Regions from separate parts of the Mus musculus genome. Here all the other regions are linked to region 1. Evidence: chromatin loops called from intact Hi-C (ENCODE). Cell type or tissue: heart. All regions are shown on one strand.

What was found. A loop is a pair of places that touch in the nucleus more often than their neighbours do. Peaks named below come from ENCODE experiments on the same cell type or tissue, not always from the same donor. Only the 100,000 strongest peaks of a DNase experiment are listed, where the experiment ranks them.
Region 2: it touches region 1 in a loop (2.3-fold over the local background); 7 of 42 quality-filtered maps call a loop at or near these places.
Region 3: it touches region 1 in a loop (4-fold over the local background); 8 of 42 quality-filtered maps call a loop at or near these places.
Region 4: it touches region 1 in a loop (7-fold over the local background); 5 of 42 quality-filtered maps call a loop at or near these places.
Region 5: it touches region 1 in a loop (2.5-fold over the local background); 2 of 42 quality-filtered maps call a loop at or near these places.
Region 6: a loop joins it to region 1, with 1.9 times the contacts of the local background. A loop is called at or near these places in 3 of 42 quality-filtered maps.
Region 7: a loop joins it to region 1, with 4 times the contacts of the local background. A loop is called at or near these places in 6 of 42 quality-filtered maps.

Annotation. Positions count from the first base shown.
Region 1 is chr5:132,541,623-132,545,622 of GRCm38, reverse strand. Auts2 (autism susceptibility candidate 2) reads left to right here and starts at 2,403. Exons shown (of 20, transcript NM_001363480.1): 1 at 2,403-4,000. The coding sequence starts at 3,800. In heart, no CTCF peak of the experiment used is centred here; DNase peaks (open chromatin) are centred at 1,262, 1,732, 2,282 and 3,072; H3K4me3 peaks cover 3,376 bases; H3K27ac peaks cover 3,211 bases; H3K27me3 peaks cover 154 bases.
Region 2 is chr5:132,470,788-132,474,787 of GRCm38, reverse strand. The region is part of intron 1 of Auts2 (autism susceptibility candidate 2); the gene reads left to right. Among named protein-coding and RNA genes, the nearest start is that of Auts2, 70 kb to the left of the region's middle. In heart, no CTCF peak of the experiment used is centred here; DNase peaks (open chromatin) are centred at 1,597 and 2,167; H3K27ac peaks cover 1,242 bases.
Region 3 is chr5:132,485,419-132,489,418 of GRCm38, reverse strand. The region is part of intron 1 of Auts2 (autism susceptibility candidate 2); the gene reads left to right. Among named protein-coding and RNA genes, the nearest start is that of Auts2, 56 kb to the left of the region's middle. In heart, no CTCF peak of the experiment used is centred here; a DNase peak (open chromatin) is centred at 2,358.
Region 4 is chr5:132,490,692-132,494,691 of GRCm38, reverse strand. The region is part of intron 1 of Auts2 (autism susceptibility candidate 2); the gene reads left to right. Among named protein-coding and RNA genes, the nearest start is that of Auts2, 51 kb to the left of the region's middle. In heart, no CTCF peak of the experiment used is centred here; a DNase peak (open chromatin) is centred at 2,431.
Region 5 is chr5:132,366,818-132,370,817 of GRCm38, reverse strand. All of the region lies in intron 1 of Auts2 (autism susceptibility candidate 2), which reads left to right. Among named protein-coding and RNA genes, the nearest start is that of Auts2, 170 kb to the left of the region's middle. In heart, no CTCF peak of the experiment used is centred here; a DNase peak (open chromatin) is centred at 1,837; H3K27ac peaks cover 362 bases.
Region 6 is chr5:132,632,112-132,636,111 of GRCm38, reverse strand. No RefSeq gene overlaps it. Among named protein-coding and RNA genes, the nearest start is that of Auts2, 91 kb to the right of the region's middle. In heart, no CTCF peak of the experiment used is centred here; a DNase peak (open chromatin) is centred at 2,441.
Region 7 is chr5:132,436,175-132,440,174 of GRCm38, reverse strand. The region is part of intron 1 of Auts2 (autism susceptibility candidate 2); the gene reads left to right. Among named protein-coding and RNA genes, the nearest start is that of Auts2, 110 kb to the left of the region's middle. In heart, a CTCF peak has its summit at 1,575; no DNase peak of the experiment used is centred here.

The DNA of each region.
Region 1 (4,000 bases):
CTCAGCGTGGGTTCCAGCCACTGAGGGCAAGAGCATCCTAGAAGAGAGGTTGAGTACAGGAGTCTGAATTTAAGTGACTGCTCCGGGGGCAGCAACAGTCAGTATAGCTAAGTAATTTTGGAAGGTGCCACTCTGCTCCCTAATAAATTCACATTTATCACACAACACCATTCTCAAGGGGGAAACAAAAAAGCACAGGATGTACTAAAAAAAGATGCTATGTTTTCAAGAAGAAGGCCTTGGGAAGCTTGAAAGGGAACTTTTTGAACATTTAATTGAACTTCTTTGATTTACAAGATGAGAAAATTAGTCATTTGAAAGTCTTGCCTAAGGTTAAATGGTTTGTTCCCCTGGACAGACATAAAGCCTGTCTTATTCACACTCCACTTGATCTCTTCTGTCTCCTTGTCTCCCACTACCCATATGCTCACAGACCTGGGTTCCTGAAACAGGAAAGCTGGAGTGTGACTTAAAAACAAAGTATTGAGAAACCAACCACTAAATCTGGAAGTGTTAAGACAAAGAGACTCACTTGCCAGAAAATAAGATTCAAGCACTTCTCTGTCTGTTTGGGGTGCCACTGTATTCCTGAACCTACAGCTGTGAAGCCCTAATATCTGTTGAATGCAAGAAAAAAAAAAGCATCCATCCGTTTACCCATTTGAGAAAGGTACGTTTTCTTTCTCTTCCACTGCTTCTGACCTTCTTGTTCTGTTCTGTGCAGACTGGGATTCAGAACAGTAGAAATCCGCGTACAAAGCATTGTAACACGGTGCCTGGCTCATTGTGAGCAATTAATGTCAGTTTGTTTTCTTTTCCTTCATGCCAAGTGTGGGTTGCTAGGGGTGAGGGGTGATGTGCCACAGTGTTTATGTGCTTGGACAGAAAGAGAAGCAACTAAGAGATTGCTGAGAGAAGACTGTCGGTGAGTATAGATCAATTCCAAGTGCCTTGAAAAAACGCACAGCTATTTTATCCAGAGAGGCTGGTCGCTTTGGTTGATCGATTCTGGGCTGTAGTCAGCTCTTTAATACAACTTTTTATAAGCATCCGTTACATCGTGGTGGAAAACGTAGGGAAGCCACCTCTGCTCCATCCTCCTGCAGCTAAGCAGTAAGCGAAGTCTGCAGCGAGGGGGATGGCGGTTTGGAGTCCTCAGACTGGGACGGCCCCGAGCTACTCAGTCCCTTGCTCCAGGTTCAAGTTCCCGGTGTCTGGCTGCTCCAAAGCGGCTAGCGCCTCCTCAAAGTGTCTCCCACAGAGAGACCAAAAGTGCTGGCCGGGCGGGGGTCGCCTGGGTTCAGGGGCACTCTGGCATTCAGTGTTCTACCACGCAGAGTAGGGGGTCGGGGGAAAGTTTCCAACTCTTGCTTGATGAGCCTGGACGCAGCACTAGACTGACTACTCTTCTTGTCCCCAAAGTGCAACCTCTTTGGGTCCATACTTTGCACTTCCCCGCGCTGCAAGCACTTTTTATTTAAAAAAAAAATTTTTTTTTTTTTTTTGCACCGGGCGCGCGCTTGCGCGCGGGCAAAACACCTAGAGGTACTTCAGAGTAGTTGAGCCAGCAAGAGCTTCAGGAGTGGAGGAGATAAGGCACTCCGGGAGCAAGTGTCCGGAGAAAGGTGCCTGCTACGCGTGCGCGCGCGAGTCCTCCGTGCGTTTGGCGGGATGTTGGGGCAGCCTCCAAGCCCTCGAACTTCAACTCCACACCGGCCTGTGACCGACCCCTCCAACACACCCCCCACAGCCTCTGGAGACCCCTTCCGCCCCCAAGTGCGCAGGCCCGGCCGCCCCAGCGCGCATGCCCTGGGCTCGTGGAGCGGTGGCCAGCCCCTCAGCCTTTTTGCTTTCCACACACTCTACAACTAGGGGAGGGGGGCGGGTCACGTGATCTAGCCCGGCCCGAGGCGCGCGGGAGGAGGGGGGACGGGGACGCGCGTGGGAGAGAGCGGGGGGGGGGGAGAGGCGCGAGGGGAGGGGCTTCTCTCGGGAGCGCGCAGCTAGTGGTGCCTGAGTGGAAGGGGCGGCCCTCGGGAGCGCGCCCCGTGGTGCCGGGGGTTTTGGGGAGGGGGAGAGAGAACGAGGCGTGAGAGATTCTCGGGAGTCCGCGAAGGGGGAAAGGGGGGCGGCCCTCGGGAGCGCGCCGAGTGAGGCGTGAGGGGAGGGGGTAGCTCTCGGGAGCGCGTGCAGAGCCAGGAGGGCGGTCCTCGGGAGCGCGCGCAGAGCGAGGCGCGAAGAGGGCGGTCTTCCAGAGCGCTCGCCGGTGAGCGAGCTCGAGCGCGCGTGCGAGAGAGGGGGAGAGAGAGAGAGAGAGGGAGAGGGAGACGGCAAGCGGGCGGGCGCGGGGCTGGGCCGAGGCGGGCGGCGGCGGTGGGCCGGCCGGAGGGGGAGGAGCGGGCGCTGTGTGAGCGAGGCGGGCGGAGGATGAGGCCGTGCCCGGGCTCTGGCTGCAGCCGCCCGGGGACACGCCGTGCACCCTCGGGCTCCGGGCTCCGGCGGCGGCGGCTGAGGCAGCGTTAGCTGAGAGCGAGCGAGCGAGTGAGCGAGAGAGCGAGCGGCATCTCGCAGCGCTTCTTCCTCAGGCGGGGCGACGCGAAAAAGAAGAAGAAGAAGAAGAAGACGAAGAAGAGGCGGCGGCGCCACCACACCGGTGTATCTCGGGTTGGAGACTGCTCTTTGCTTTCCTCGTTGACTGACTCACCCCCTCCCCCTTTATAATTTTATCTTAAATTTTTTTGGAAGAAGGGTGACCTCTGGAACTGGGGGTGGGGGGAGATCTACAATTTGTGTGTGTGCGTGCGTGCATGTGTATGTGAGGAGGGGGTCGGTGGCACGCGCCAGGCTTTGCAATTCTTCTCTTCTTTCATCTTTTTCTCCTCCTCCCCCCCTTGAAGACCGAAAAAAAAAAATCCCACAACTGCTTCAGCGTCCTCCTCCTTCCCTTCCTCCTTTCCTCGGGCAACCTCTGTCTCCGCTTGTGATTGCGTGGTTATGCTCCCCTCTCTGGGGGGTCTCGCCCCTCTCAGCTCGCTCTCCAGCCCTGGCTTCCCTTGGATGCATTTCTTAAAAAAAGACTGGGAGCCCGGGAGTGAGTTTTTCTGCGAGGCGAGTGTGTGAGAGAGGCGGAGGTGTGGGGTGTTTTCCTGCACGAGGGGGCGGGTGAAGTTCATTGCCACCCACCCCTCACTTCACCGTGACCTTTTCGGACCTCGGGCTTTTTTTTTTTTAAAATTTTTTGGGGGGTCTCTAGAGAAAGGGAGAAGCAAGGCGATTTCAGTGGTGGGGAGAGAGCATGGCCGCGGGGAGGGCTTCCCCAGTCTCTTGATCAAAGCATTCCGCTATTCTGATTTATTGCCTGCTTGGTGAGTTATTTTTTTCCCCCTTTCCTCTGTAAAGGAGACCTGTGTGTTCAGCCATTACTTTGCTCGGCGCTGTTCGCAGGCATCTCCGACCCTCGGTGCAGAGGGGAGCCCCACACTTCGCCCTCTCGCTTCCCCGTCCCTCCCTCCCCGTCTCCCCGCCCCTTCCCCCTTTTTTCTTTCTCTTTTCCCCCCTGCCCTCCCTTCTTGTTCTTCTTCGGATTCTTTTTTTTTTTTTTTTTTTTATTTCTCCCAGCCGCTTTCTCCCCCGCGCCCTTCCTCGCGGCGGGAGGGAAAAGCCCGTGCAGGAGGAAGGGGGGCTCGGTGTCAATTTTTTTTTTCTTCTTGGGGTGTGTGTGTGTGTGTGTGGCCGCGGCCCGAGCCTGTGGCGCGCGGGTAGGTGAACGGGGAAGATCCCCGGCGCGGTTAAAAGAACCATGGATGGCCCGACGCGGGGACATGGACTCCGGAAAAAGCGGAGGTCTCGATCACAGCGAGACCGGGAGAGACGCTCCCGGGCCGGGTTAGGAACCGGTGCGGCGGGTGGTATAGGAGCCGGCCGGACCCGGGCTCCCTCGCTGGCTTCATCGTCGGGCTCCGACAAGGAAGACAATGGAAAGCCCCCATCCTCCGCCCCG
Region 2 (4,000 bases), 71 kb after region 1:
AGATTTGTTTTATGATTTTTATTTTGCAAAGACATTTACTGTGGCTTACATGTCCAGATGGGAATATGCTTGCTCAGAAAAGCCAGTGGGAACCCAGAAAACACCATCCATGATCTGATCAAAATAAAGGAAAAATAGCTGCTTCTTCTGGGAGAGTGGTTGAAAGTTCTTTCTCAAAGAAAAATTTAAGAAGTCTTTGGATAAAGCAACCCCACCTCCCCTGGTTAAACAAAGGGTCATAATTAAGCAATCTGGTGGTCTGTTCTTCACATACACTGTCTTCTGCATGACTCAGGTATATGTGTATCGGGAGGTTCTTTTTTTTACCAAGGATCATTATTTATGCAATTTTGAACAAATCACTTTAGAAACTTGTTTTTGTTTTTTTTTTCTTTTTTTGGGAGACAGGGTTTCTCTGTATAGCCCTGGCTGTCCTGGAGCTCACTCTTATAGACCAGGCTGGCCTTGAACTCAGAAATCCGCCTGCCTCTGCCTCCCAAGTGCTGGGATTAAAGGAGTGCGCCACCACGCCCGGCTCAAGAAACGTGTTTTTTCTTCATCTGTAGAACAGAGCAGTAACTCTTATTTACCCCCCAATGACATTGCTGCAAAGATTGAAGATGAACATCTGATAAAGATTATACTGAGGTCTTCATAAAGAAGGAATGACTGAAAAAAAAAAATCCATCAGTCTTTGGCTGCTTCTCCAAGTGTGTGGATGTACGTGCATTTGTGTGCATATATTTCTCTATGACCTTGTATGCAGCAGCCTCATATCTAAGAGTATATATGTTTGAAAAGACCAACTGTGATGAATGACCTAGGATAACTAGAATTTTCTAAAATTCATTCATCCTCCTTAAGGTTCCTTGGTTGAAGAGGCAGCTTGAGTAGAGATTGCTAGTTACTGAGGAACTTGATTGCATTTTACTTTGTATGGAGCCATTGGGTTTAAAACCTAACTTGATTTACAACACAGGTACCTTGCTCAGAACCATCAGGCAGGGAAAGGAAGGTGTGCAGTCACTGCTAGGTGTGCTGGCTCACATCTGTAATCCTAGTACTCGGGAGGCAGAAGCAGAAAAACCCTGCTAAGACTCTAGCTTAGACTGCAGTTTGAGTTCCAGGCCAGCCTGGGCTATAGAGTGAGAAATGTGTAAGGAAAATCTGATAAAGCTATATGAAGGTTCGCTAGTAGAAGCAGGGCAAGAATAGAGTCTTCTGCAAGAGGAAAGAGTGGGTTCACAGCTGTCAGAATAAAGAGAGAAATGGTTGAATCTTCCTTGAGAAATTGTACTGGTGAGGGTGAGGCCGTAAACTGTCTCTCCAGTGAATACCCATCAAATCATACAGTAGTGATTTCTTAGATGATCTTTCACTGCCTAGTAATAACACCATGACAGACCTTGACCTCAGAAAGAGCAGCCTTGCACAGGATCCACATCTTGTGTTCCACATAGGCAGCCCTGAAGGGCTTCCTGAGAGCCAAGGATGACATTTAGAATGGCAGCAGAGATGATAAGCCACCTGTCCTCGGGCAGTCTCCCACAAATGCTCTTTATCCCAGCTGGAGCTGGCATCGTTTCCTATGAGGTTTCCCATGATACTCTGTGCAGTTAACTGGCCAGAATCCCAGGGACCCAGGACTGAGATTCCACTCTTCAGAGTTAAGTGTCTTCTTGCCTGGCATTGTCTTTTTCTTGGTTCTGGCAGGTCCGATGTTAAGATTAGTCGAGTGGTGAATTGATGCGGTTCTTTGTTGGAGAGGGCAGCTAAATGCCAGTTGTGATTTTTGTTCTCTAGCTATGCTAGGAACCACAGGGAATTTGTAGGTTGCCAGCAACTCATTCTGCATTAGCTATTGGGTGACTGGCTACTGTGGTTGCAGCACTCAGAACAACTGAATTCAGGCCCATTGTATCTTTAGAATTTGTTGCTAGAGAGTAAAATCATTGGCAAGTGCTTTCATCAGGTAATTCATTCTGGGCTCTTACCTTGCTTTTATGTCTCTTTGTGACTATATTGTACATTGGTTAAAAAAAAAAGTCCTCTCAAGGACCATGTGTTTTTAGAAGCTGGGATTGTGTTCTGTGCTTTATTGGAACACAGAAGGAGACTGTCTGGTTAAGGCAAGAGATTGTGGTGCTAAAAAAGGAAGTTGGCAGGTCTGTCCCTGGCACTTTGAGTAAGAAAAGCAAAGGAATGACAGGCTGGCTGGGGATTCTATTAAAGGGAGACCTGATCCTCGCATGACCTTGTTCTCTGAACCTAGAAGGATGGTCTGTCTACATGGCAGTCACTTTAGGGGAGCTAAAGACAGACCTGCTCTGCTTTCTGCCACTTCTATTTAGCAGCTTAATGGAGAGACAGAAGCTTGTTAAGGAATGATCATGGACGCTGTGGCGATTACCTCCTTCACTTAGCCAGCAGCCAGCTTTACTAGTGTCCGCAGCCAAGTTTGTGTCTACACAAATTGTAAGGAGAAGAAAGATTCTTATTATGAATTTGGCCCTGGGATTGGTTCAGAGTAAGACAGGTTTTGCATTTCTGTCTATAGCCTTATTGATGCAAAGGTCTTAGGGTAATGAAGTCATTTCGGCTGTTTTTGCATCACTTCTTAGTCCTGCATTTTTAAGACTTAGAGGGACAGATACAGTCTCTTAGGCCAAGAAAGAAAACCTGGTGTTCAAACCCACAAGTCCCAAGTAAGCAGGGTTTGTGCTGGTTGCTTGTTGCGTTGTTTCCAGCAGATTTCAGAGATGCTTTACAAGTTCTTAAGTATTCCCACAAATATAACAATTCCCAAGTATGAAATATTTGTAACACACTGCACATGTTTTATCAACCTACTTACTTAGTGATAAAATGAAACAGGATCAGGAGGTCTTTTTTTTAAAATCAGTAATTTTCGTTCTTTGAAAGTTCTATACATTCATACCATGCATATTAATTGTATCCATCCACCACTACCTCTGTCTAATCCCCTCAGTGCTACCAACCCCTTCTCCCTCACAGCTTCATGTTCTCTCTAAACTTTTTCTTTGTTATCAATAATACTCCTCAGTGCAATTGGTGCTGCCCATACACACGAGTGTGTGATCATCCACTGAGGCCTGAGTAATCTGCCAACGGACACATCTCCAAAGAAGAATGACTCTACCCAATCCAGCGGCCATCAGCTGCCCATAACACCTCTGCTAGGGTCTGACCTTGAGAGCCCCTCCCTATTCATGCTGGAATGTTGATTGGCTCAGTCTTGTGCAGGTAACCACAGCTACCCGGAGTTGATGTGTATAACAGCCATGCTGTGCCCTGTAGTTAGCATCTAGAGGCTCTCCTCTGTATCCACTGACTCTTAGATTCTTTCTGCTCTCTCTTCCACAAAATTCCCACTGAACAGAAAGCCTTATTCCTGTTTTGTAAATAGAGACTCAAAGGCATACTCGAAGAGTTGACAGAGATCGCCCAATGTGTCTGGGACGAAGGCTGAAAAGAGTGCCATTTCATCCTCCTGATCAGTACAGTACCAGTGTCCTCTGCTGACTGTTTATGAAGCTTCATTGTCTGGAGTGTTTGTCCTTTGTTCTGCCTGCCACTGGTTAGAGGTGGAGCAGCATACTGGTATAGACACTGACCGCCTACACTCGGCTGGCCTCATCTGTGAAGTGGGCATGGATGAGTGGGACTTACCATGAGTGCATCAAGCCATCTGAATCACTTATCGTGGTGCCGTGTCCTTGTAACACTCAATAAATGCTGTTTTTGTTCTGCTTTCCATAATGCTTTTACTTTTGTAGCTCAACAGAGGAAAACATTCTTTTTTTTTTTTTTCTTTTTTCCTGTTCTGGGAGACTTAACCAAGTCTAGTAAGTCTCTGGTACTCTGACTCCTCTTAGGTAGTCTAAAAGTGAGACCCCAACTGTGTGTATGTGTGTATGTGTGTACATGTGTACATGTATGTGTGTGTGTACACACTCGCGAGTGCATGTGTGTACATGCC
Region 3 (4,000 bases), 56 kb after region 1:
CTTCTGGCTGTACTAGTGTAGTTAGCCTGGGCAGGTCCATAGGCTGTACTGGACAGAGGAGGAGGGCCCTGGGACAAAACCAAGAGCTTTGGCAAAACCACTGGTGTGACATGTTCATTATTCTGAACTGTCATGGACTTTAGGCAGGGTGTCAACTCTTCTGTATTCCTAGCACGTTGGAGGTGGAGGCAGGAGAATTGTTGACTCAAGGTCAGTTTGGGCTACATGGTGGGTTTGAGGTTGGCCTCGGCTGTATGAGGACTTGTTCCTACCTACCCCTCCAAAAGAATCCAACACAGGTAGTGAGTTAGTTACTAAGTGCTTACTGTATATAGGTGTACATACATGTTAGTGAAATATTATTCTAGCTAGCCCATATAAAAGATTCAAAAACCTGGTATTTTATTTACAAGCTGAAAGCCTAGCTTGGGCAGATTCTATGCTATTCTATCCAAACCCCATGCCCCTTGTGACTTGCTGTTTGAGTCTCTCCTGGGCTGCTTTGGCTCCGGTCAGTCTGTCTCCAGAGTACACTTCATCTCAGCCATGTGCTTCTTGACCATCCGTCTAACAGAGACCCCTGCTCACACTGTTCTTTCTCCTTCTCTCCCACAGTGTCTCTTGGGACCCCTCACTTGATTCTCAGGTCCTGCCTTTCTGTCTACTGCCCAGTCACAGATTCTAGGCTTTTATTAACCAATGCCTTTCAATTGGGGAGCAAGGTTCATACAACAAAGGCCTGTGTATGAGAGGATGCACCCCTCTGGAGGGCAACCAGATCTTTGGGGTTCACAATTTAGCATTTTTATATATAGCACCAGAGCAACCCCCAGCACATAGCCATATATGCATACAAACAGACACATAGAACACAGACAAAAGGGTCACAATTAACTACAATCTGAGAGCTAATCTGTGGTGAGCTTTTCTCTTGTCCTGTCTCTTTCTTGTTCCATTTTCCGTGCCTTCAGTGATTTTTATTTATTTTTTTTTTATTTTTTTTTTCCATTTTTTATTAGGTATTTAACTCATTTACATTTCCAATGCTATACCAAAAGTCCCCCATATCCACCCACCCCCACTCCCCTGCCCACCCACTCCCCCTTTTTGGCCCTGGTATTCCCCTGTACTGGGGCATATAAAGTTGCCTTCAGTGATTTTGACAGAAGGCTCTTAGCCCCTTTTCCCTTCCTTGCCCCTTGCAGTGTGTACAGAGTAGCATGGATCCATTACAGATCAATTATAGGTCCTCCCACTGCTGACCACAAGATCCCCTGGAAAGGGCTCTTGAGAAATAAGAGCTTGCCACCAGAGTACAATGAATCTTCAACCTGTGTTCTTTTAAAGGCTCAGGTTCCTTATAATCCTTACACAGATACAGTCTCTCTGAGGCAGATAGTCTCTGATGGGGCAGAGAACCTCATACAAACAGAAACACCTATTCTGTGGTTTCCTGGGTTTTATCCAGATTTGCTAATTTTTGCTTACATTCGAAAATGTATTTATTTTGTTCCATGTTTCCTCCTGCCTTTATGAATGTCATGCTTTCCTGTGACCTTAAAAATAAGAGTGTGAGCTAGGGATGTAGCCCAGGAGAGTGCTTGCCCAGAGTGTGTAAAGTCCTGGGTTCCATGCCTAGCACTGCATCTAGATGGCATGGTGGTACATATCTAATGTCCCAACATTTTTGAAGTAGAAGCAAGAGGTTCAAAGGTTCAAAGTCACCTTCACTACATAGTTTTGAGACCAGCTTGTCTAAACAAAACAATCTAAACAAAACAAAAAACCAAACCAGTAAACCCTGAACAAAACATAAAAAGCCTGGGCCATACTGGCTCACAAATGTATGTGGCACACTTTGTCTCCATCACCTAGCGTAGCATGGCAAAGCTGCAGAGATTAGTAGGTAATGGGGACAAATCTGTGTCCTCCCTGACAAGAAAGGATCTGTATGGAGAGTAATCTAACTGTATGTTCTTTCTGCTCTTAAGTGGGAGAACCTGCTTGAATTGCCTTACTTAATGGAATGTTGGGTCCATTACAAGCCCAACACCAAGCTTCTGTGGGCACAGGTAGTTTGGCGATTCTATTTAAGGGGTGTGGTTCCTCTTAGCTTTAGGCAGCCGTAGCTACAGATTCTCTGTCCAAGTGACTCTCTGTGAGCTTGGAGAAGTGAGAGGCTCACTCAGGCTGCAGCATTCACCTGCTTGGGTTTGGGAAAGATGTCATTGTATAGAAAGAGGAATCGGAGCCACCAGGATGTTCGTTTTTACCAGTGTTGTAGCTGATCTGCTGTCTTCCCCAGCCCGCTTTGTGCTTTAATTAAATACACAGCTGATGGTATCAGCTTGGCTCCCTGCTCTTTCAGCTTCCCCTCAGAACAAAAACATCCGGACAGACAGCGGTGACATGAGGATTAAGTCTCAAGACCCAAGCTTTTGCTCATTCGTGGTAATTAAACTAAATCTGCCTAAGCATCATCAAATGTAGATAAAACCTAGGGCTGATTAGAGATGACCCTCTAATAAACCCGATTTGATTAGGCAGAGCCAGAGGGGTGCAAGGAAACATTCAAGACTCTGGTCATTGGCCTTTAAATGGGGGAGGGGGATTTTTGATTGTTTCAGTCACAGTACTTTGAGAACTATTATCTGTGACAGCTAAGGAACCTGGTTGAAATAAACAGGGGAGACCTGTCGACTTGCCATGAAGAGTTTTGGTCAACCACCACCTGGGATGTGCTCACTTCCTGGCCAATCACTGGAGAATGGATTTTGCTGGAGGTCTTGGCCTGGCATGATCGTTCAAAAGGATGTTCCCAAACACACCCTGGCATGTTCCGATAAAGTTACAGCAGATGCAGATCTTGAAGACTATTTTCTTTTTTAGTGAAAAATCTTCATCTCTTTATTTATGAAAGTAACTTTTGACACTTTTAGAATAGCCCAAAGGAAACTCGATTCTTTTTTTTTTAATGAAGACTGTCTAGGCTATTTAAGAGAAATTTCTGTAATTGATCCATTTCTGGATCCTGTAACCCTAGGCACGCTTCTCTTAGCATTTATCACAGGTGCCCACTGTACTTTTTAGTTTATCTTAGAAGGCAAGCAAATTGACTTACCATACTTTGTTGTTGTTGTTGTTATAATGTGTGTATGCTGCATGATGCGTGTGTCTGTATTTGCTTTGCTGAAGCCAGAGCAGGGGACAGGATGTTCTGCTCTGTCCTTGCCTTATTTCCACGAGACAGAATGTCTTAACTGGACCTGGATCTAGGTCGGCAGTAAACCAGCCCCAGTGATCCTCTTGTCTCCACTCTCCTCACCCCACTGGGGTGACTAACAGGCGTGGTAACCATCTTACTCTTTAACCTGGGTCCTGGGGACTCAAACTCAGGTCCTCAAGCTTGTCCCCACCGAGCCACCTTCCTCGTCCTTGTCTTAATCATTCTTGATAAAGGTCTACATGCCTAAATTCCCAGGCAACTAAAGGAAGTTGACAAAGAATAGGCCAGAGGCCAGAACTAGGTCTTTACCTGTTTTTATACATTTGTGAGCCTAAGAGCAATTTTGATATTCTTAAATAGTTGGGAAAAAAATTAAAAGACTATTTCATGACACATGGAAATTATATGGATTTAAATTCAAGTGTTCATAAATAAGGTTTTATTGGAATACTGCCATAGTTGTTCATTTATGTTATTGTCTTTGGCTACATTTTATGCTAAGACAGCAAAATTGAGTCCTTGTAACCAAGACCATCTGGCCCCAACAGCCTAAACTATTTACTCTCCCGTCCTTTTCAAAACTGGCTCTGCCTATCCCTTTCCTCTTTTAGATTACACACGAAGTAAATACTTACTGTTTGAATTATTTCAAGTCTGAATTTGAGTTTTTGGATAGAGTGCTGATCCTAAAAGTGATCGTTAAGTAAACAAGTGAATGATAGATCTTTTTCTCTTGTTAGCCATTTGTGTTGGTGGTTTGCCTACCTCAACTCC
Region 4 (4,000 bases), 51 kb after region 1:
TAGCCTAGTAGATCACAGAAACTAGCAGGGTAAGGCAGCCTTTCCTTCTCCTCCCACATTAATAGCCAGATCTGAACTAATTTGTAGATAAAGGCTGGTATATATCTGCCTTTCCTTCATTTTTTAGACCACTGCTCGGAGTCCCCTGACAGAATGCAAGGAGACAGCCTTGATTAGATTAGGCCAGATTACATTAAAGTGAATGGTTAAAGCCTTTGGAGTCTCTGGTTTGTAGGAGACACCATAATGGCCTTCCTAGAATCCCCAAATCCTATTAGGTGAGTTAATCTTATAGAAGATCTTAGGTCTCTATAAAGAGCCTTGCCCTCCAGGTGGTCTCTGGCTACCAAGGTAAGCTGATAGACCCAACTTTCTTGGTTGGTTTTGTTGGCTTGAAGTGAAAAAAAGATACCAGTACTTAAAGAAGACAATTACGCACAGGGAAATACTCTTCAGACTACTTGGGCTTGATGGCTGCTGGTGGCTGTGATGGGATTTTTTTTTTATCACCTCTTCATATTTTTAAATCACTAATCAACCAACCAGTCAATCAGTTACAATGTGTCATGTGTCCTTGGTTGGTCTTGAACTTATTATGTAGGCAAGGATGACCTTGAACTGTTGATTCTCTTGTGTCTGTCTCCCTAGTCCTGGGATTTGGGGTTTTCATCATCAGGCCTGGTTATGCAGTGCTGGGAGTGGATCGCTGGGCTTTGTGCATGCTAGGCACATGTTCGGCCAAATGCTCTACAGCCTGAGCTTTCCAGTCTCTCCTTATCAGTCTCAGGGTTTGTAGAAAAGAGAGCGAGGGGAGAGACATGTGGTAGTTGTACAATTGGCTGTTTTGTGTTTATGGCAGATGCAGACGGATAGTTGGGAGCTCTGGTTTTAAGTTTTGTGCAATCATCCCTTATAGCTTCTGTCCATTTTACAGATTGTCATGAAGAACCATGGATTGGATCTGGAGTATGACTGAGATACTTTGCTAGGTGCTGTGAATAAAGAATGTTGGCACGCTGGAGTAGGAACATCATTGGTTGTGGCTTTCTGAGCATGTGTGTGGACTTACTGTGGAGGCTGGCTGGCTCTTGATTATTTATACATGTGCAGGGATCAATTCTTTTTTTCTGAGGCAACACACTTTTTGTCACAGCTTCCCCCCACCCCCCAATTTTACATTTATGGATGACTAAGATTTTGCCAAGACATTTTAGTTAATATTCAGTTTTTATTATAGGTTTGTCTTTTAGCAAAAGGAAAATAAAACCCAAGAAATCAGACTAGGCCACTTTGAAGTGTGCTTACTGCATCTACATTAAAGACTTAAGAGTTGTGAAAAATAACGGTAAATTTGATAATTGGTCATTGTGGGAGGAAAATTTTGTTAGGTAGAGATACGATGAAGTGACTCTTTGGTGCTGGCTTGTCTTTCCGAGATGAAAGGGATTCCTTTCAGGGCATCCTTAAAAATTATGTTCCTTAGTGCCTTAACTAGGAGTGAGTGTCCACCACTGTCCTGTGAGTCACATGCTTGCCAGGGAAGAAAGGGAGCCATACCTGGAACAGCTGGTTACTCTGAGGGCTTCTGCATCCAGGAGACCAGAATGGATGATGGAGGTGACATTTTACTAGATTTAAGACACTTTGACCTTGGGACTTTCAGTGTCTGGTAGAGTGGAGGCCTTGAGCACACAGGCAGCTTCCTGGCATTTGGTTTATGCACACTTGGATTGCATATCTGGATCTGCCTATTATTTTTCTTAGGCTAAGGAGGGACAATTGCTGTCTCCCCTTCCTCCGTGAGTATCTTTGACTGAATCTCATGTAGGCTTTGCTGGCCTTGAATTTGCTATGAAGCTGAGGATGACCTTGAATGAGTCTTCTGGAATGCTGGGATTACAGTTCTACCCACCATGGTCTGGTTTATGTAATTAATACAGGGCTTTGTGCATGCTAAGCAAACACTTTACCAACTGAAAGACATCCCCAGTCCTAAACCCAGTTCTTTTTTTTTTTTTTTTAAAAGATTTATTTATTTATTTATTTATTTATTTATTTATTATATGTAAGTATACTGTAGCTGTCTTCAGACACTCCAGAAGAGGGAGTCAGATCTCGTTACGGATGGTTGTGGATGGTTGTGAGCCACCATGTGGTTGCTGGGATTCGAACTCCGGACCTTTGGAAGAGCAGTTGGGTGCTCTTACCCACTGAGCCATCTCACCAGCCCCTAAACTCAGTTCTTTGCTAAAGAAAATCACATTTGTTTTTTTTATTGTGTGTGGAGGTGTACACACACACACACACACACACACACACCCCAGAGTGTGTATGTGGACATAGAGGACAACTTGCAGGAGTCAGAGCTCTCCTTCCACTACATGAGCCTGGGAATCAAAGTTAGGTCCTCAGGCTTGGCAGCAGGTGCCTTAATCTGATGAGTCATTTCCCTGGACCCAAACTCAGTTCTTTATTTAGCCTTTGTATTAGGGCAGCCCTGGACCTGTCCTGTCTCCAAAGATGAAAGAGCATTTCTGGTATGGGCCAGACTGGGAGCATGAACAGTTATGATTGATTAATAATGGCTTTAATTTGCTTTGAGGAAGAAAAGTGTAACTAGCCCACTGGATGAAGAGAGATAGTATCTCTAGCACTCCTCTGTATCAAGTATTTGGTGTTCTGTGCCTGCATAGCACTTGTCTTTTCAAGAGCTGGGGTCATTGACAGCACGCTTCTTGAGTTTCAGAACATAGTGGAGTGCATGTTTGAAGTCAGAAATGTAATTTTCCCTAAGTATAGTAAGATTCACCGTAGTTCTCCGTACATGCATGCACATGCTCACGCAATTGTGGGCTTTTATTCTGGCTCGGCTCCTTGAGGAGCTGAGGCCCTCCCTTTTGCTTCCATTGATTCTTGATTGCACACTTTTCAGAGTTACCTTTGTTAGGCAGCAGCTGTGGGAAGAATGTGTGCTTATTTTGTATCTGTGACCTTTACTCCTGCAGTCCCTCTGACCTGAGACTCACCCTGCCTGCCACCTCCTCTTCCTCAGCCCCAGCTTTGTTCTTCTGGGCCTCATGTGCACACTCCCATAAAAAGGACCTCCTTGCTTCTTTCTGTCTCAGCTTAGAAATGATTTCAGCTAAGGATGTTCCAGGCTTGTTGGAGGATAAGAAGTGAATTAGAATAAGGAGGAAGAAAGGGATTTATTTAGGAGGCAGTTAGACAACTTATGTCTTCTCTTACAGTTTCAGGCACTTTGGAATTATATTTGATGTCAGCTTGTTGACCTCTGACTCCTCTTACCTGTTGTCTGTGCTTTCTTGCTGCTCTTCCTTCTAGCCCCCGCCTCCAGCCCCCATTACGTAGATACACACTCTTTGTACTGCCTTTTAATTCTTTTTATTAGAGCTGGAGAGATGGAAGGTTAAACGTGTACTGTTCTTGCAGAGGACCCAAGTTGGGTTCCCAGTACCTTTGTAGTGTGGCTCACAAAAGAGATCCAATGCTTTGGACCTCTCACGTGCGCACGCACGCTCACATACACACACACATGTACAAAATTTAAAAGATTTTGTGTGTGTGAGTGTAAGTTCTGGTGTACATGCCATGGTGTGGTTGTGGAGGTCCAAGGACAACATCCAGGAGTTGGTTTTCTCTACTGTGTGTGCCCTGAGGATTGAACTTCTGTCCTCAGACTAGCATGGCAAGCACTTTTCCTTGCTGAGCCATGTTGTTAGTCCTTTTAGAAGTCTTTTTGATTCGTTCTCATAACAGCAGCTCCTAATCATGGTTGTCTGCTTTGGGGCAGATGAAAACCCATCCTTTTTCCTGGTAGCACCCTGACATCCTGAAGGAAAAGGAGGGCTCAGATCCTTCTGCGTACCATACACATTCTGTTTACACTCACGTTTACAGGTGGCTATGGTAAGACCTGTAGTACTGAGTACTCGAAATGTGCTCAACACTGTGACAAGCACTTTACATAGAGTATTTCTTA
Region 5 (4,000 bases), 170 kb after region 1:
CACAAAGTGGAATCAAAGAGTCTCTGTTTATCTCACTTGAAATAGTACTATTTCAAATAATGTGTATTTTATGAGTGTATATTTGGGTCACGCACATGTTTTTTGTAGGTATTGTACATGTGTTCTACAATAACATTTTTAGTATGTTTCTTGTTCTCAGAACTTTGCAGAACCAGTACATCAGATCACGGCTGGCATCATTTTAAACATGAAAATATCTCCAACCTGACCTTAAGCCTATGATCAGACTCTTCCCTTCTGCTCGCCTTGTAGGCCTTTGCTTTCTGGTGGTTTTGCTTTGCTGTTGTTCCAGGGGATTGGTGTTCACACTAATTTGCTTCCAAATATTATTCTATACTCAGAGGCAGGGACACATTTCCGGATCAGGGTCAGTTTGGACCAGCTTCTCAAAAAATATCTCTTAAGTGATCTATTTAAGAATAAAGAAAAGAAATAAAAGAATAAGGATGAGTTTAGACACCTGTCTAACTCCCGAACAATAGAATCTAGACTTTTTTTTCTCAATGGAGAAAGCAAGCATAGCTGTGTAAGCTCACTGGAAGCAGCATTGGGAATCTCTCTTTAAAACACTCAAGGGCAATCTAGAACCATCTGGGAAGTGAGTCTCAGGCTGCATTATTCCCTACGCAGAGGGTCTTAAGTTGTGTAAGAATGAAGAAATTTAGCCAGCAAACAAGTGAGTTTGTACATACATCTTCTTTGTTCCCAGATGTGGTATGACCAGCTATTTGAAGTCCTTTCCTTGACTTTTCTTCAGTGGTAGACTGTAATCCACGTTTTGTTTGTTTGTTTAATTCACAGCAGTAGAAATGTATCAGTCACTTTGGAGGCAATTCATACAGGAAAAGAGCTAGGCCACCCTGCATATAGTGTTCGGGTTTTGCTGGCCCTGTGTATTGAGATTCTGGCTTTCAGATCATTTTCTTTAGTTAAGATGGTGTTCATATTTGTCACCTGTCTGTCTTCCTGGCTTCTGGAGCTCTCTGGTGTAAGAATATAATGTTGGAATCCAGTCGTTCCTCCAGCCACAGCAGCAGAAACAGTTCTTCTTCCCCTTTGAGTTACAGGCACCCTACCAACAACTTGTTGTCAATCTCTTAACTAAGCCTTCCAGGTGCCAGGGTTTCTCACCTGGGGAAGGGAGTTTCCATCAGAGGAGTTATTGATGGCCATGCATCCTACCCTCCTCCCTGACTCTTGCCAGGAAATCAGAGAGGTTAATTAAAGGCCTGTGCCCTGAAGCTACCCCACATCCTCAGAGAGTTATTAGAAAAGCCTTGGACTTCATTCTGCCTTGTGGGCCCTAATTTCCTCTCTTCAGAGCCCATACCACACTGTTGTCTGTCTGTCTGTCTGTCTGTCTGTCTGTCTGTCTGTGGCACAGATAAGTAATAAATTCCACACTCCAGCAGTCTGTCTCAGTGGTCCTTTCGAAACCACATCTGAGATATTCACCTGTTTCACCTGGGCATAGGGTGGGAGTCTACTGTCTCCGGCAGCTGTTTTGGCCTAAAAAAGACAGACTTTTTTTTTCAGAGAGGCACTTCCTTGGCCTTCTTTCTCCCTTGCCCTGGACTCACCCTGATGATCACTTCATCTGTTCAGTTAGACTTTTTTTTTTTTTTTTTTAAACAGAAGAAATTATCCTTGCTGAAGGTGCCAGGAAAACTCAATGAAAACCTGCTCCCTTAGCTTCCTCTCTGTATGACTTTTTACCTCTTCCCATTCGAACCCCCCAATAAATAGTGACCTTTTGGCTAGGGGCCCTGGCTTAGAGCATTGTGTGGCTGAGCTGGTTCTGGCTGACTCCCAGGCCTGTTAATGACTTCCTTCACTGTCCCTGAATAATTGCTGGAGAAGACAGCTGTGGAGAGACATTTCTGCCAGCTTGCCGGCTCATTAATTCCAGCTTCGGTGAACAGGGTGCAAAGGAAGAAGTTGGAACTCACTCTGAGGCGGGTAGGAGGGCTTGGGGGGGGGGATCAAAATATATGTTGTAGGAGCAGGGCAGCTGCACCACGTCAGAGCTTCAACTCGGTGTCTGTGAACTTTGGACACGCTTCAATTTAAAGAGACTCCATGCAGAAAAAGCCCAGCTCTGGGATCACAGGCTAAGAAACGATTATGGACTTTTTCTGGAGTCCCTGCAGCAGGTTCCTCTGGTACTGTTTGGTCATGATTTAACCTGAAGGACACCAGGTTTCCAGATAACCCTTCTGCGAGTAGGAAATCCCCTGGAACTGAGAGGAAAGAATCCAATAACATCAACCTTTATTTATTATACGGCCTGTCTCAATATATCCCATAGTGGCCTCAAAACAAGTTTTCTAGCAAAGTTATTTTTATAACATGCCTGTGAGAAATGAATCAAATCATTTCCAAACTTGGATAAACCATGGAAATCACAAGTATGTAGGGAGCAAAGTTTAGGTTAGCGGCATAGCTCAACCCCAGTGTTTGAGCACGTGTGATGAGTGAGACAGGAAAGGGCACTTGACTTTGATTTCCTGAGTATGGGAGAAACATCAGGTTTCTTGAAGATGTACTCATTCCTAAAAATGAATTATAAAAGGACTTTATATAAGTCTCAGGCAAGGATGTTGAACAAATCAATGTTTAATGCTACCAGCGGAGATTTTTCAAGTGGACTCAGAGCTCTTTGTGAAGGTTCCTTTGGTGTTTATGCCACAGATATCTTGGCTGCAGCATTAAGGCCACCTTCTAAGCATTTTGGGTTCTGATGATGCTTTTGAATATCTAGAAAATAAAACAGAATAGGTAATTTCCTCAAAATTATATGTACAGGGGAATTACTTGGGAGGCATGATTTTTTTTTTTTTAACCCAGGCTGCATTCCAGACTAATTAAATAAAAATCTCTGATGGTGTACCCAGGCCTCAGTAAGTATTGTGTAAAATGGATTCCAAAGGTTAACTGAGTTTGAGATAGCACTTTCCCTTGCTTATTTGTTTATTTATTTTTGAGACAACCTTGTAAGTCTATAATCCTCCAACATACATAAATCTTCCGTGCCCCTGCATTTCGGTATTCCTTTACCTGTAGAAGATCTTTAGTATGTGTGTGTGTTCACATATGTGTTTGTGTGGATAGAAATGCAGATAGAGTGTTTATTGTATCCAACCTGACCTTGAACTCTCTGTAACTGAAGTTGGCCTTCAGCTCCTGATCCTCTTGTCTCCATCTTTCAAGTGCCAGGATTATACTACAGCTTGTGCCAAACTAATGTTATTAATCTTAATTGGACTTCCCAAAGGGCCATTTAAGTCCTAGAATGCTGAAATATTTCATGTCTTTGATTTAAGGAAGTCCCTGAAGTTTCCATTAACATTTCCCTAGGAACACTGAGACTTGAGTTTCTTCTGGGGCCCCGGCCCTTATACCTTTTTAATCTGTAAGACCTAAATTAGCCATTGGCAAGTGGCTTAGGATTGGCCATGTAGACCTTACAGTGGTTGTTGGAAAGCTCTAAGACATTAAGGAGATGGAATTTCTAAAGTTCTAGATCACGTATTTTAAGAGACTGTTAACTGTACTCTCAGAATTCTTTCTGGTCCTGGAAAGGCTTTTGCCTTGGGAGAAGGTCAGCTCTGTTTCCAGCACATTGGATTCCTAGTTCCTTTCTAGAAGTTGAAGGTACCTGCCATTGTTAGATCTTGAACTGTGAACTCGATGACTCTTACAGAGTTGTTTTAATATGCAGTGACTAATTAAATGATTAATGGCTCCATTTATCAAGTTGGAAAAAGTAAAGTATATCGCAAGGCATTGAAACATCAGGGAATCATTGCTTTTATGCAGTCTCTATTCTATCATGGACTAAGTTATACTTCTGTCAATAAGTGTGTCACTGTTAATATATTAATTACTTTTCTGTTTCTCTGATAGAACTATGAAGGCTTACAATTCCAGAGGGTTAGCGTCCATAATGTCATGATGAGGGTCACAGGTAGGCATGGGT
Region 6 (4,000 bases), 90 kb before region 1:
TTTTAAACTGTTGAGAAATTTTAAAGATCGTGGGACTTTTAAATTTGATGGTGTTTTATGTTATGATATTGAGATCTTGGTGGCAACAAAGACAAAGGTTATATATAGTTTATCCCTGGTGTGTTTGTGTGTCAAGTTGAAAAAGCTTGGAGAATTCTATTAACTTTTATTGTCAACTTAACAAAGCACAAATTCATCTGGGAAGAGGGAACTTCAACTGAAGAATGCCTAGGTCAGGTTGTTCTGTGGCCATGTCTGTAAGAGATTGTCTTCAGTAATGACTGATATGTCAGGGTCTGGCCTACTATAGGAGGCACTATCCCTAGGCAAGTGGTCCTTGTATGTGCAGGAAAAAAAATAGCTAAAATGAGCCAAGGAGTGTCTCCCCACAGGTCCTGCCTTATACTCAATGATGGATTGTGACCTGGAAATGTAAGATGAAAGAAAAGCTCTCCTCCCCAAGTTCCTTCAGGTTGTGGTGTGATCACTGTGACAGAAAGCAAAGTAAGACACTCAGTACTACAATAACCAAATGACCAATGCCCCACCCCCTTTTGTCCCCTCATTTTGCATGACACTCAATAAGCATTCTGAAATATTTTAACTTTTCTAAGTATACCCCAATACAATGATTTTTTAAAGATTTAATATATGTGTGTGTGTATACATATATATGTATATGCATATGTATATGAATATGTACACACACACACACACACACACACACACACTGCAGCCATCTTCAGACACACCAAAAGAGGGCATCAGATCCCATTACAGATGGTTGTGAGCCACCATGTGGTTGCTGGGATTTGAACTCAGAACCTCTAGAAGAGCAGTCAGTGCTCTTAACAGCTGAGCCATCTCTCCAGTCCCAATACAATGATTTTAAATTGGGGCAATTTCATCCCTTCCCACTGTGATAAATACAGAAACTTTGAAGACTTTTTTTTTTTTTTGTCCCAAGTATCATCTAGAGGCAGAGGATTCTGCCAGACACTGCCGTAGACAGAACATTACCCACTCTTCCCAAAATGAACAATCCAACCCAAAACACTAATAGTGTTATTTTTAAAGAAAACTTCCCTTGGTAAATTACAACAATTGTCCCATATATTTACTCATTTGTAGCAGTTAATATTGTCAGATTGACAGAACTACTTAGGTTAACTCAATCTGGGACCCCAGCCATATTTAAGTAGGGTTTCCCTTCTCAGTTATTACTCAGTGTAAACACCCCCATAGACACGCTCAAAGAGGTACCTCACCAATGCCTTAGGTACACATTTTGCACATGTGTGAATTTCTGTGTATGTGTGTGTGTGTGTGTGTGCGCGCGCGCGCACGCGCCAGAGGGCAACATCAGGAATCATTCCTCAGGAGCCATCTGTCTTAGGGTTTCATTGCTGTGAAGAGACACCATGACCAAGATAACTCTTATAAAGGCAAACATTTGCTTGGGACTGGCTTACAGTTTCAGAGGTTCTGTCCATTATCATCATGGTAGGAAGCATGGCAGCATGCAGGCATACTTGGTGCTGGAAAAGGAGCTGAGAATTCTACATCTTGGTCCAGAGGCAGCCAGAAAGAGACTGTCCCACACTGGGGTGGAGCCTGAGCATAGGAGACCTCAAAGCCCACATTTCCTCCAACAAGGTCACACCTCCTCCAATAATGCCACACCTCCTAATAGTGTAACTCCCCATGGCCAAGTGCTCAGACACACGAATCTATGAGGGCCAAACCTATTCAGACCACCACACCATCCATTTTGTTTATTGAGATAGGGTCTCTCACTTGTCACATAAACTAGGTTGGCTGGCCAGAGAGCTCCAGGGGAACCCGTGCCTCTCATTCCTTATAATCTTGTAGATTTATAAGCACATGCCGTCACACCCTAATTTTTTTGTGGGTCTCAAAGATCAAACTCAGGTCCTCACACTTGTGAGGCAGGCACTTTACAGACTGAGCCATTGCGTACCATGGAACACACACCAATATCAGAGAGCAGCTTGCAGGAATTGGCTCTCCTTTCTGTCACGTGGGTCCCAGTGATCAGGGATCGAACTCAGATCTTCAGACTTGGCAGCAGGTGTCTTAAATCTGCTGAGCTATCTCACCAAGCCCTCACTAGATACTCCTTAATCCAATCAAGTTAACAGTCAGAATTAAGCATCTCCAACTGTTTGCTGCATTCCTTACCTTCAGCTGTTGCTAGATAGTGAGTTCCTGGAGAGTAAAGTCTGCAAGGCCACACAGTAACAAGAGTGGAAATATTTATGGAATGCCAAGAAATGGACCGGAAATTAGGAAAAGGTGATTGCCAAGGACATTTATTTATCAACGTTGGCTCTCCCACTGAAATGGTGCCTGGAACAGGGCCCAATCCCTGGGACAAAAGAAGAAACTCTTGGCTCCAACTTGCTGTCTGGGTTTCCCTGCCAATCAAAGTTGTCATGGAAAGGAACAGCCTCTGCTATTATGTTGAGCACAATGAGACTGTTTAGAGGAGAGCCTTACCTTCAGGAAATTCCAATGAGCCTGTTTTATTGTTACCTCCTTACAGTAACGACTCCCATGGGGTTAAACCAGGTGTAAAATAATTACTAAAACATCCCTGCCACAGAGAAGACTTACAGAAGTAAGGCTCCTGCTTCAGTCGGGGAGGGTAGGGCTTGCTCATGGAAACAGAGTGTGGTATGGAAGATATACAGAGGAGAGGGGCAATCACAGCATGAGAGGGGGAGGGAGAAGCAGGAGGAAGAGCCCAGACCTTTCATCCCAGTTACATACCACACCACTTCCTGCCTCTGCAGCTTGGTTGATCTTTGCCCCCAACACACACACACACACACACACACACACACACACACACACGAGCCTACCACCACCACCACCACCACCACCACCACCACGGGGCACACACACACACACCAAAACAATTCAGGCAGAGAAAGGTAATGACCATTATGAGCCAACTTTTGCTGAAGTCCTATGGGAAACAAAATGAGGATGAGATTCACCAAGGGGTGTTTTCCAGGACTGGAGCAATGGCTCAGTGGCACTTACTGCACTATCTGAGGATCTGAGCTTGGTTCCTTCACTTACCTTGGGTGGCTCCCAACTCCCTGTAACCAGACCCTGGTTTCCATGGGCACCTACATCCACAGGCACTGTGGTGGTTTGAATACGAATCCCCACCTTCACCCAATAGCTCATGTATTTGAATGCTTTGTCCCTAGTTGATGGAATTATTTGGGGAAGATTTACAGTTGCCCTCAATCTTCTCAGTACTGGGTCCCTTTAATACAGTTCCTCGTGTTGTGGTGACCCTACAGCCATAAAATTATTTTCCTTGCTATTCATAACTGTAATTTTGCTACTGCTATGAATCACAATGTAAATATGTGTTTTCTGATGGTCTTATCATTCGACCCCTCAAAGAGGTCATGGCCCACAGATTGAGAACCACTAGGTTAAGCAATGTGATCTTGTTGGAAAAGTTATGTCACTGGAGGTCAGCCTTGAAGTTTCAAACTTCAAAGCCATCCCCAGTTCACTCCCCCTCTCCCTCTCCCTCCCCCTCTCCCTCCCCCTCCTCCTCCCCTCCCCCTCCCCCTCCCCCTCCCCTCCCTCTCCCCCTCCCCATCCCCATCCCCCTCCCCCTCCCCCTCCCCCTCTCCCTTCCCCCCAACCTTTATGTTGAGCCTGTGGATTGGATGTAAGCTCATACCTATTTTTCCAGCATGAAGCCTGTCTGCCTTCCTGCCATGATTGTCACAGACTCTAACCCTCTGTAACTCTGAACTTCACATTAAGTGCTTTCTTGTATACATTGCCTTGGTCATGATGTTTTGTCATAGCAATAGAACAGGAACTAAGACATGCACATATCCATACAAACACACAAGTTCATGCATACACACACAAAAAAAGACAAAATAATATTTTCAGTATCTTCTTCCTTTGCTCTTTGTTCTCCAAATGTCACATCAAGAGG
Region 7 (4,000 bases), 110 kb after region 1:
CTCACACTAGCCTCTAACTCCTCCTCAGTCTCCAGACTCCTCCTCCCAGATGAGTGTGTACCAACACAATAGATTTCACCTTTTCTTTTTATTCTAAAAAGTTTTAAAAATTACAGTTACTGTGTATGTATGTGTGTACTTGTGTCCGTGCACAATACATGCACACATGCATGGAAGTGAGAAGACAACTTGTGGGAGTCAGTTTCTTCCTATACCATGCATGTGCTGGGAATTGAATGAGGGTAGTCACACTTAGTGCCAAGCATTTTGCCATGGAGCCATCTCACTGGCCTCTGACTTCAGCTTTCTGATGGTCATGTTAACTACCACAGCAGGATTTTCCCATTTCTTCTTAAGAGATAAACAGTGGGTACAGCAGTTAACTTTTTGCTTCAGTGGTGAAACTTCATCTTCATGCTTTATGTTCAACTTTCCCTAGTCTATAAGATATACTTCCTTTTATGAGTGTAATTTTAGTTTTAGAATTGTGGTATACCCAGTTTGTTTTCTTTGGCTTCTTATATCATTTATCACAACCGCTAGAGGAAGATATGAATTATATAGTAAGTACCTAACTCCATTTAAACCTCGAATAGGCTCTTAATAAAGGACTGCTAAAGCTATGCAGTAACCTAGTGGTTATAATCACAACTATGCAGGATTATGGGCTAAGTATATGTAGGATATATTATAGGTATAAGAAATATGCTGGGGCTAGAGAGGTTGCTCAACTGTTAAGGCCATTGGCTGTTCTTTCAAAGGACCTGGGTTCAATCCCCAGCATCCACGTGGTACGTGCAACTATCTGTTGTTCCAATTCAGGGGATCCAATGCCCTTTTTGGGACTCTGTTGAAACCAGGCACAGAAGTGACATACAGATATACATGATGACATGCATCCATACACCTAAAAAAAATGTTAAAAAAAAGAGAAATGTTGCTACTTGCCAGTTGTATAATGTTGAATATGTTATTTAAATCTCAGTATACTTCCCCTCTTCCCCACTCCCGTGCTTGGAATTGAACCTAGCGTCGTTCACATTACTAGATATATGCTCCATCCTCTCACTGGGCATTCTAGTTAAGTGCTTTACTGCTGGGCCATACCCCTTATCCCTCACCCGGGCATTCTAGGCACACAATGGACTGCTGAGCCACTCTCCCAGATACCTTTTAAGTGTGTGTCTTAATCTTTAGTTTCCTCATGTGGGTAGTTGTGAAAGTTGAAGGGATTTGGTAAGTATTTGAAAGCACACAATCTACTAAGCCTTTGTCTGGATCCTGGGAGTAATACACACATGCACAAAACAGCCTACATTTTATATCCTTGTGGAGTGAATATATCTGAATCTGTTTTTAGTATCGATTAGCCAGTGTTTATGATGAACATTAACTGAAGTATTGACCCAAGAAGATTTCACTTGGCAGTTTAAACTCATCCCTTGTTCAGCAGGTCTTGTTCATATCAAGTATCACAGACAGCCATCCATTGTGAGGCTTCAGAATTTGAGCCTAGACTAGCTGTATCTGTGTGCCTGAGTTTCTGGCTTGAGTGCAGAGCTCCTCCTGTGGGTCACTGCTCTGTAGGCTGTCCCCGAGTTTCCACAAACAGACTCAAGAATAAGGGCTGAGTGACACCTTTGATCCTTTGAATCTCGGTGTGAAAGCCAGGTTTGTCCAAGTAAAGTGTGAGTGGATCAGGGAGGGCACTGTGGAGTTTAACTTAGCAAACCCGTTCTGAGAGCTGTGCTTTGTTGATACCTGCAGAAACACAAGCAGATTAAAAAAAAAAAAATCCCAGGATATCGGATTGATCAGCTTCTCTAAACTGTTTATCGTGGGTGGCCAACAGAAAACCCTTCTGAGATATTCTGTTCTCCTGGATGACTAATGAAGATAGAGACACTGGTAGTACCGAGGGAACTCTGGTAGCATGCTGAGGTGGGAGTCTGGCATTCAGCCTCAGAGGGTGCTAGTGAGCAGGGAGTGGGTGGGAGTCCTCGGTAAGTCCAGCGTTGAAAGACTTGGCACTGGTCCCTCGAGAGAGGTATGAGAATGTACGCTTGCTCTCACGTGAGCTCTGCTAAGTTATTTTTAGAATATGTCTGATCAGAGTTAGTATTCCATCATGGGTCAATAATTTGTATTCTTAAGTTCCTGCTTTTTCTATTAGAGAAGTAGTAAACAGTATACGAGAGTAAAGAGAGGCACGCTTGGTTGTTTGTTAGAGTCGCCACGTAGATACTGTCCTGGTGAGGTTTCTGTCGCTGTGGCAGACACCATGATCAAAAGCGACTCGGGGAGGAAACGGTTTATCGGTTTGCAGGTTAGATAGAGTTTATTGTGAAGGAAGCTAGAGCAGGATCTCCAGGTAGAAACTGAAGCAGAGATCATAGAGGAAAGCTGTGGACTGGCTTGCCTTTTTATAGACTCGAGGACCACTTGCCCAGAGCGGCACTGCCCATGGTAGACTGGGTCCTCTCAACGTCACTCATTCATCAAGAAAATGCTTCACGTGCAGATGTGTCCATAGGCCAGTCTGACGGAGACACCCTTTCAATTCACTTCTCTCTTTGAAGATGGCTCTACCTTGTTTCAAGTTGACAAAGCAACAGAACCAAATAAAAGAGAACAAATCCTAACTGGCACAGACACTTTATGCTGTGTGTGTGTGTATGTGTATATATATATATATATATATATATATATATATATATATATATATTTTTTTTTTTTTTTTTTTTTTTTTCTTCTTTGAGATTTGGAATTTGGTCTCTTAAGAACCTACTGAGAAGATTAGTTATGTCTGATATGGTCAGCCCTACATGCATTTTTTTTCTGTTTATTGCAATAAAGGCGTGAAGGTTTTTATTGGAAGTTTTTTTTGAAGTTGAGAGGAAGCCTTTACATAGTTGTTTATCAGAGTCACTAAATAGCTCAGACATCCCTGGTGACTTAGCTGGTGGCCTTTACTACCTTGCTGGGTGCTTGTGAAAGGAGACTGTGCTTGCTTCCTTGCCAGCAAAGTGTCATGAAGCCAGATGCAGTGGGAATTGCTGCAGTGAGCAAACTTAGCAGGATTGTTGCACAAGATTGGCAAGTGTCCAGCTTTAGACTATCTTGGAAGAACTGGCTTTAGGGCAGAGAGGAAAGGTTTAGACAACAACTTTCTTGCTTCTCGGTGGCCTTATCCTTACTAAACCTGACTGAGGCTTCTTTGTGCCTTTCCCACATCTGGTTCTTAAGTACTTTCTGTGGGTGGGAGCTTTGTATAAGGCTCCCGTGCAGGTGCAGTCACAACTTTCCCTAGAGGAATAAGTTAGTTTGTGCAGGAGTTGACAGAGGGTGTTTTACAGAACAATTGGAAACTTCACTCCATACCAACTTTAGTGGCTTGAATAGGTATGGACCCCATAGACTCAGGTATTTGAGTGCCTGGCCCATAGGGAGTGTCACTATTAGGAGGCATGGCCTTGTTGGAGTAGATGTGGCCTCATTGGAGGAAGTATATCGCTGTGGGCTTTGAGGTGTCCTATGCTCAAGCTCTGCCCAGTGTGGGACAAAGTCCTCTCCTTGCTGCCTACAGTTCAAGATATAGAACTCTTAGCACAATATCTGCCCAAAGGATGCCGTGCTTCCCACCATAGTAAGGACTAAACCTCTGAAACTGTAATCCAACCTCCATGAAATGTTTCCCTTTATAGGAATTGCCTTGGTCATGGTGTTTCCTCAGAGCAATGGAAACCTTAGATTCTCTCCTGTAACTTCTCGCCACCAGAGTTGAGTGACGGTCACCTGTCCAATCTCATAGTTTTCCTTAAGTTTAACACATCAGTGATTCTTCAAAAATAACGAATTTCTGAATACACCCATGAGAACACCCAGTAGCACGGGTAGCAAGGTGCTTTTGCTTTGAGTCTGTCCTGAGTGTGTTCTTCACTGTGCAAGGCCAAAGGGGGATTTTCTTGGTTTTTACTCCTCTTGCCATGAAGATTTTTTT